Linked DNA regions of Homo sapiens: region 2 is linked to region 1. Evidence: read pairs that join two places in POLR2A ChIA-PET (ENCODE). Cell type or tissue: Caco-2. All regions are shown on one strand. Each heading gives the region's core, and the rest is flanking DNA. Links, peaks and the distances in the headings are about the cores only. Region 1 overlaps ZNF341 (zinc finger protein 341). Region 2 has its middle 8.6 kb from the start of C20orf144.

What was found. ChIA-PET counts read pairs that join two places held together with the same protein. Peaks named below come from ENCODE experiments on the same cell type or tissue, not always from the same donor. Only the 100,000 strongest peaks of a DNase experiment are listed, where the experiment ranks them.
Region 2: POLR2A ChIA-PET joins it to region 1 with 5 read pairs; 3 of 35 experiments call an interaction of 5 or more read pairs at or near these places.

The regions. Positions count from the first base shown.
Region 1 is chr20:33,751,449-33,755,834 of GRCh38, reverse strand. It overlaps ZNF341 (zinc finger protein 341), which reads right to left. Exons shown (of 15, transcript NM_001282933.2): 5 at 2,412-2,663. It also overlaps the pseudogene RPL31P2. Among named protein-coding and RNA genes, the nearest start is that of ZNF341, 22 kb to the right of the region's middle. In Caco-2, for the core only: no CTCF peak of the experiment used is centred there; a DNase peak (open chromatin) is centred at 2,441.
Region 2 is chr20:33,651,579-33,655,920 of GRCh38, reverse strand. No RefSeq gene overlaps it. Among named protein-coding and RNA genes, the nearest start is that of C20orf144, 8.6 kb to the left of the region's middle. RefSeq lists an enhancer at 2,197-2,785. In Caco-2, for the core only: CTCF peaks have their summits at 2,309 and 2,511 (motif pointing right); DNase peaks (open chromatin) are centred at 860, 1,640 and 2,500.

The DNA of each region.
Region 1 (4,386 bases), core at 178-4,177:
ATCACTTGAGCACAAGAGTTTGAGACTAGCCTGGGCAACATAGGGAGATCTCATCTCCACAAAACATTAAAAAAATTAGATGGGCATGGTGGTGCATGCCTGTAGTCCCAGTTACTCAGGAGGCTGAGGTGGGAGAATCATCTGAGCCTGGGAGATCGAGACTGTGGTGAGCCGTGATCATGCCATTGCACTCCAGCCTGGGTGACAGAGCAAGACTCAGTCTCAAAAAAAAAAAAAAAAAAAGAATTCAACTCAGCAAAAAGCCCAAAGTTGAAAAAATATTTCAGACAAATATAAATAAATAGAAAGCTACAGTTGGAGTAATAAAATCAGACAAAGCTGAAAAAAAGGTACAAAAAAAATTATAAAATCTGGCCGGGTATGGTGGCTCATGCCTGTAATCCCAGCACTCTGGGAGGCTGAGGTGAGAGGATCACTTGAGGCCAGGAGATGGAGACCAACCTGGGCTAAAGTGAGACCCCTATCTCTAATTTAGAAAAGAAAAAACATCCCTCTGCAGAAATACCTTGCCTGGTTTCTATTTTCCTGACCAAACCCTGACCAATACAGCACTCAATAAATACTTGTTGGGACGGGTGTGGTGGCTCATGCCTGTAATCCCAGCACTTTGGGAGGCCAAGGCAGGCAGATCACCTGAGGCCAGGAGTTCGAGACCAGCCTGGCCATCATGGTGAAACCCGTTTCTACTAAAAATACAAAAAAAATTAGTTGGGCGTGGTAGCTCATACCTGTAATACCAGCTACTTGGGAGGCTGAGGCACGAGAATCGCTTGAACCTGAGAGGTGGAGGTTGCAGTGAGCCGAGATCACACCACTGCACTCCAACCTGGGCGATAGAGTGAGACTCTGTCTCAAATAAATAAATAAATACTTGTCACGTGAATAAATTCAGCCATCACTCAAGGCATTACTGAGTAATTAATGTGACTGCCACTGGCATAGGCTCTTATTATCCTCAACAGCTTTTCAGGAGAGTTCCCATTTTAGAGGAGCGCAGACTGAGGTCAGACAGTCCAATGTAAGATATCTACTCTAGGAGTGCTCTGCTAGGTGCTAAGGATGCAAAGTCTAGTAAGACTCAGACCCTGCCCTCAAATACCCTCATCTACATGGAAAATCAACAGCAGCAGCTCCTTCTGTGCTGGTCCTCTCTGGGCTGGTCCCCTCTGACTACCACAAGCCACCAGCATTATCTCAGCATCCCACTAACTTAACTTTTTCTCAATGCAATAAATTCCCTAGAGAAGCTTGTTCTATTCTCCCAGGGTAGGGCAAATCCCCTCGCAGCCCCTCAGAACATCACGTGAATGCCTCGTGGTGGGATCTTCCCACTGGTCTGGGCTCTCTTTACATAAAGAGACTACCTGACAGGGGATGTCTGTGGCTGGATTCTATGGTGAGTCTGAGTTAGTGTGATTTCTAGTGCAGGTGGGTTGTTTCTGTCATAACCATACCCTCTAGCACTGGTGTCTTGGAAGGTTCTATGAACTCAGTGCATTTCAAGTAGATGGCCTATAACTTAGAGCTCATTGGCAGGGAATTAGTATGGTACATTGATTGTATTATGGCACCAATTCTTTGCCCCTCCCTGTACCCAAGCCTTTGCAGTGTGACTCTGCAGTTCCTCCCATCAAGAGGTGGCATCTATTTCCCTACCTGCGCTATCTAAGCTGGACTTGTGATCTGCTTTGGCCAATAGAAGTGATTCTGTGTTACTTACAAGCCTAAACCTCAAAAGGCCTTGGGCATTTCTGTCTGCATTTTTGCACCTCCACCATGGCCATGAGAACCTAGTGGAGGATGAGAGTCACGCAGAACAGAGCTGAGTCACCCCACTTGTCCCAGCCCAGGCCATCCTAGAGCAGCTGACAGCCAGCCAACGTTCAGACATATGAGTGAGCCCAGCCAAGATCCGCAGTTGTCTAGCTGACCACTGTAAACACGTGAATAATAAACACTTTTGGTATATGCCACTGATGCCTGATGGATATTTCTTACCCAGCAATAGCTAACTGATACACCTAGCTTATTAAAAACTGTAAGAGACACTCAGGCAGATAATTTTTTTGAATCTTTTTTCTTTTTTTTGCCTGAAAAGGTAGGCATTCTCTGACTGTTCTGAGCATTACCTGCAGGCAGCTTATATTTCTGCTACAACCTGTACTCCATTCCACCTTCTCATGGCTTGCATCTTACATCTGTGGGTGTGATGCTTTGATTAAAGTCCTTCTCCCCTGTGATGTGGTACACCCCATGAAGGCCAGGACCGGGTCTGGTTTTCATGGTATCCCCAGCACAGTGTCTGGCACACAGCTGGTGCTCAGGATGGGTCCGGGTTGGCCATGATGTCCATGACCAGTGTCCTCTTCCACCCTGCCCCCTCTGCTCACCTCTAGGGGTGGGTAGGGCTGCATCCCCAGTGCCTGGATCTCCACCGTTCCACTCCCAGCCAGGGGCGCAGCAGCACTGTACACCTCCACCACACCGTTCCCACCAGGGTTGGGACGCCCAGGGGGGCCCAGGCTCTGGGGTGGAGGTGGTGGAGGCTGAGGTGGTGGCGGTGGGGGCAGTGGTGGAGGAGGTGGAGGAGGAGGTGGAGGCTGGGTGAGGTAGCTGGGCACGGAATGCATGTTCAGGCTGCTCTGAAATCAGAAAAGAAAAAGTGTTATAGCCTCTTGATACCAGTTGTCTTATTTATCAGGAAGGAAGGACATTTGCTTTAGCCAGCCAGGTGGAAAAACAGCTACTTACCAGACAGCTCAGGAGAGGGGCTAAGAGAGGTTGGGGAAACAAAGTCATGGGAGAATTCGAAGGAAGCCTCAGCTTGGTGCTGCTATCCCTTTTCCCTATGAAAGTAGGCAAAAATGGCCGGGCGCAGTGGCTCACGCCTGTAATCCCAACACTTTGGGAGCTGAGGCGGGCGGATCACGAGGTCAGGAGATCGAGACAACCTTGGCTAATGGTGAAACCCTGTCTCTACTAAAAATACAAAAAATTAGCCGGGCGTGGTGGCGGGCGCCTGTAGTCCCAGCTATCGGGAGGCTGAGGCAGGAGAATGGTGTGAACCTGGGAGACGGAGCTGGCAGTGAGTGGAGATTGCACCACCACACTTTAGCCTGGGTGACAGAGCAAGACTCCATCTCAAAAAAAAAAAAAAAAAAGAAAAGAAAATAGGCAAAAATGACCTCATTCATGCAGAAAAGAGTTAATATAGCAGCCTAATGTTGCTATCTTAAGAAGGGCTTCCCTTTCCATCTTGGACCCAGCAGAATGGCTCCCAGAAAGAAGGGTGGCGAGAAGAAAAAGGGTCATTCGGCCATCAATGAGGTGGTGACCTGAGAATACACCATCAACATTCACAAGTGCATCCATGGAGTGGCTTCAAGAAGCGTGCTCCTCAGGCACTCAAAGAGATTCGGAAACTTGCCATGAAGGAGATGGGAACTCCAGATGTGTGCATTGATACCAGCCTCAACAAAGCTGTCTGAGACAAAGGAATAAAGAATGTCCCATACTGCATCCGTGTGCGGTTGTCCAGAAAATGTTATGAGGATGAAGATCCACCAAATAAGCTCTATACTTTGGTTACCTATGTACCTGTTACCACTTTCAAAAATCTACAGACAGTCAATGTGGATGAGAACTAATCGCTGATCATCAAATACCTCAAATAAAGTTATAAAATTAAAAAAAAAGGGGGGGGGGCTTGCTTGCAGCACTAGCTCGTGACTGGGATCTGAGAATCTGGTTTGTGGGACATCTCCTTTGTTGATAAGGCTTATTTTGCCCACCTGGGGCACTGTTCTATTGTACCAGATTATGTAGACTGCTTGGACAAAATATGTGATTCATGGTGAACACTTCCTTCTCTTCTGGGAGTCTGGAATTTTGGTCATGGTGGCTGGTCACCTACATGACCAATCCCTAACAGAAACCCTGGCCTTGGGCTTGGTGCAGCGGCTAACACCTGTAATCTCAACACTTTGGGAGGCTGAGGCGGGTGGAGTCCAGGAGTTTGAGACCAGCCTGGGCAACATGGCAAAACCCCATCTCTACTAAAAATACAAAAACATTAGCCAGGCATAGTGGTGCACACCTGTAGTCCCAGCTACTTGGGAGGCTGAGGTGGGAGAATCACCTGAGCCCAGGGAGGTGGAGGTTGCAGTGAGCCGAAATTGCACCACTGCACTCCAGCCAGGGCAGCTGAAGTGAGACCCTGTCTCAGAAAAACAAACAAACAAACAAACAAACAAAACCCTGGCTTTGGAGTCTGAAGTGTGTTTCCCTGGGTAGAAACACAGCACACATGTTGCTAGACTTCACTGCTGCAGGAAGAAGTGTGTTTTGTGCAACCTCTCCCCACCT
Region 2 (4,342 bases), core at 1-4,000, 100 kb after region 1:
CAGTGAGCCAAGGACTACAGGCGCACACTACCACGCCCAGCTAATTTTTGTAGAGATGGGGGTTTCGCCATGTTGCCCAGGCTGGGCAGTGTGTCTTGTTAGAGAAGACAGCTGAGGAGGACATCGCCCTGCTTTACGTCCTGTGTTGTAAAGGCTTCTTTTGTCCTCCACAAAAACTGTAGCAACAAATCCTCAAAACTAAAAAAACTTCCCTCTGCCATCTTTATTTATTATTGTTATTTTTTGAGACGGAGTTGCTCTGTCGCCCAGCCTGGAGTGCAGTGGTGCGATCTTGGCTCACTGACCCTCTGCCTCCTGAATTCAAGCGATTCTCCTGCCTCAGCCTCCCCAGTAGCTGGAATTACAGGCACACACAACTACACCTGGCTAATTTTTTTTGTATTTTTAGTAGAGATGGGGTTTCACCATGTTGGCCAGGCTGGTCTTGAACTGCTGTCCCCAAGTGATCTGCACACCTTGGCCTCCCAAAGTGCCGGGATTACAGGCATGAGCCACTGTGCCCAGCCCACTGCCATCTTTAGACATGCCCAAGCCCTCAGGCTGACTTATCTGTGGTGGGCGTCTCCTTAGTTTTTGTGCCCTGGGCACCCTGCCTGCCTCGCCCTGCAGTGCAGTTCTGAAGGTGGACACCTCTTTATTACAATTTTTAATAAGAAAGGCTGTGTCCTCCCTCCTGAAAGCTGGAGCTGCAGAGGAGGGCACGCAGGCAGGGATGTCCAGCAGGGTCAGGGGGCCTCTTAGGACAGTGTTTGGTTTGAGCTGTGGAAGTAGAGCAGAGGTCTCCGGGCAGGTGCGAGGGCAGAAGGGATCCTTGGAGTGTGAGGGCTGGGGCGAGCTGAGGAGGCCGGGTGCATGGGAGTGGAATGTTGTCTTGCAGGTGACAGGGAGACAGGAGGGTCCCAGACAGGGAGTGGGTGGGGGTGGAGCTGAGCGCAGACATGGCTGGAGCTGCAGCCACAGAACAGACGTCTGAGCTGGGCTGGGGCTGTGGGGACCTGGAGGAAGCCCTCAAGCCTCTGCCTTGTCTGTCGATCTCACGAGCCCACCTCATCTGTAGCCTGCCATCCCCACCATTGTGCCTCGCCCCAGCCCCCAAGTCAGGGCCACCGTCCTCTCTGGCGTGGAAGACTGCAGCAACTTCTTTACCTGGCTCCCACCCCGTCCATTCCCTGTAAAGACACAGCCAGAGGCGGCTTTCGAAATGTTGCCATTTTGAAAAACGCACCTCTGGCCAAGACCCTTCAATGGCACCCACTGCCTTCAGCATCAAGGTCATAATTTCATGTCCTGGCAGCCAAGGCTGGGCCATTTACAACCCCAGTCACCCTGTCTGTGGCTTTTGTCCCAAGCCACCCGTCCGCCACAGAAACGCTTCCACTGTAAGGAGCAGGTGAGTGCCATTGTGCTGGGGCGCCTTTCCCAATCCTGCGCTGGGCACCTGCTTTGTGGCAGGTGCTGGGGATGATCAAATGTTCTGGGCTGGTGACAGCACTCGGTCAAGGGCAGGCAGAGCCCTGAAGTCAGGAGAGCTCCGGGCTCATTGGCCAGCTGCCGCCCCCACCCTTCCACCCACTCCCTGCACCTGTCCTCTCCCCTTCCTCACACCTGCACCTGTGACTCACCTGTAAATATTCAAACCTGTCCCAGGGATTGGCTCAGTGCCAGGCCAGGCTGGAGATAGCAACAGTCTAGATGGTGGCCAATGCCCTACAGCTCTCCTAACAAGTCCCCTTAACACAGTCTCTTATGAGCCGAAAGGGACTGAGAATTAGGTGGTCTTCAAAAAATTATTCTCGAAACATACTACTTCAGCAGGACACCAGGCTCCACATAGAGTGCTGGACACAAAGATCAATCCTCAAAGAAACCACAGATTGGTGGGGAGAGAAACAGGTTATAGCAGCAACCAGTTTACAGGGGTGCCTTGGGTGCCAGGCCCTGTGCTAGGGGCTATACCCATGTTGTTGATTGCATTTTACCCTCGCAACACCCCAGAGGTATAGGCATCGTTAGCATCCCCAGCTTACGGAGGAAAAAGCTCAGTGAATAAGTGCCTTGCTCCGAGTCACGCAGGAGGGATCCACTCCCTGGCACCAACAGCTGCTAGCCATCAGGAGTAAACAGCGCTGGGAGAGGACACCCTCCGGTAGCAGAAACCCGCCCCAGCTGGAGGAGGTAGAGGCAGCTACACCAAAAGAAGGAACAATGCCAGGCCTCGGGGCCTGCAAAATGGCAGACGGGGCAGCAAGGACGAGCCCAGTGCGAGGGCCTGGGTGAGCCAGCCCTCAGAAGGTGGGGAGACTGATCCCCGATCACTTCTGGAACTCTAGGAGGAACCTAGCAAATATTAACTCATGGGGTGGAAAGGCAGCCTGAGAAAATGCTGATGCGAAGGGGAAGGAAAAGCTGCTGGTGTGTACTCTGGAAAGGAATCTGGCTTAGGGATGGTGGCAACCCAGGGGGAAAGTCCAGCTCTGTCCACAAGAGGGCTCCTGGCAGCAGGCAATGAAGCCCACCTGAGGAGTGGAGTGGGGACTGTCGCTGGTTCCCCCAAGCCTCTTGGAAGGAAGGCTAAGAAGGAGACATGCCTAATCGTGACCCTGACCCTGAAATACCAGCAGTCAGAAACAAGCAGAGACGGGCAAGAGACATGTTTGCTTCCCAAGATCCTATCCCCACCTCAGGACAGTGCCCTTTCTGCTGAGAAACACATTAGCAGGCTCTTGGATGCTGCTCTTGGTAACACATGAAAAGGCTTTCCCTTCCTAACCTTCCAGAGGAACAGATCTTTCACAGTTCCCAATTATTTGTCTCTTTTTTTTCTTTTTTTTTTTGAGATGAGGTCTTGCTCTGTTACCCAGGCTGGAGTGCTGGAGTGCAGTGGCATGATCTCGGCCCACTGCAACTTCTGCCTCCTGGGTTCAAGCGATTCTCCTGCCTCACTTTCCTGAGTAGCTGGGACTACAGGCTCCTGCCACCACACCGGGCTAATTATTTGTATTTTTAGTAGAGGTGGGGTTTCACCATGTTAGCCAGGATGGTCTCGATCTCCTGACCTCGTGATCCACCTGCCTCAGCCTCCCAAAGTGCTGGGATTACAGGCATGAGCCACTGCGCCCGGCCTCTTTGCTCTCTTTCTGACAAAGGTAACGCACCACTAATTTTTTCTTTTTCAGGTTGATGTAATCTATTGGTGAATAACACATTATTTCAATGATTGTCATTTCCAGAATTCTATTTTCAAATCTGCCTAGTCATTTTCAGACTCTTTTTGCTCATTGTTTTTCAGTGCCATCTTCAGAGGTTTCATATTTTGTATTCTGTATCTGGTGTGCTTTTTTTTTTTTTTTTTTTTTTTTTTTTTTGAGATGGAGTCTCTCTGTCGCCCAGGCTGGAGTGCAGTGGCGTGATCTCGGCTCACTGCAACCTCTGCTTCCCAGATTCAAGCGATTCTCCTGCCTCAGCCTCCTGAGTAGCTGGGATTACAGGCGCCTGCCACCACATTCGGCTAATTTTTGTATTTTTAGTGGAGACGGTTTCACCATGTTGCTCAGGCTGGTCTCAAACTCCGGACTTCATGATCTGCCCTCCTCGGCCTCCCAAAGTGCTGGGATTACAGGCGCGAACTGCTGTGCCCTGCCTGTATCTGGTGATTGTAATATCTGAAGTCCCAGGGGTTAAATCAATTATTGTTCCTGTTGACTTTGCTAACAATGGCTCATTTTCTTGAAGGTTCAGTAGTGTTTCCGGACAGCTTATAATTGGTTGACACACAATATTGACCCTGAAGGTCCTTAATTATCTTAATTTCTCAGCACCAGGATTCCCTGACCTTCCTTCAGTATATACCTGACATGTACAGCTAAGTTTTTAATTTTTGAGACGGGCGTCTCACTATGTTGCCCAGGTTGGTCTCAAACTCCTGGAATCAAGTGATCTCAGCCTCCGAAAGTGCTGGGATTACAGGTGTGAGCCGCCACGCCCGGCCCAGTTTTTCTTTCTTTTTCTCAAGCAGGGACAGAGCTGTTTCCAATTCAGTTTCCATTGCAGATGGGCAGATTTTCCCTGCCGCCTTTTCACGGTGCCAAAGGTGCTGAGCTACCTGCCATTGTGGAAAGGCCCCGGTTTTGTTTCCGTACTTTGTATATGCTCAAAACCAAGCCTCACATTGCGCCTAGAGGCAATCTCCCTCCAACTCTTGAGTTCTTGGAAATGTCCTATCTGTGACCTCAGCAATACAGTTAAAAGTACATTCATTATAATTTATCTGGCATCTGGGTGTTTTGTGGTCACGAAAAGATTTTCAGCCTGCCATTTCTAT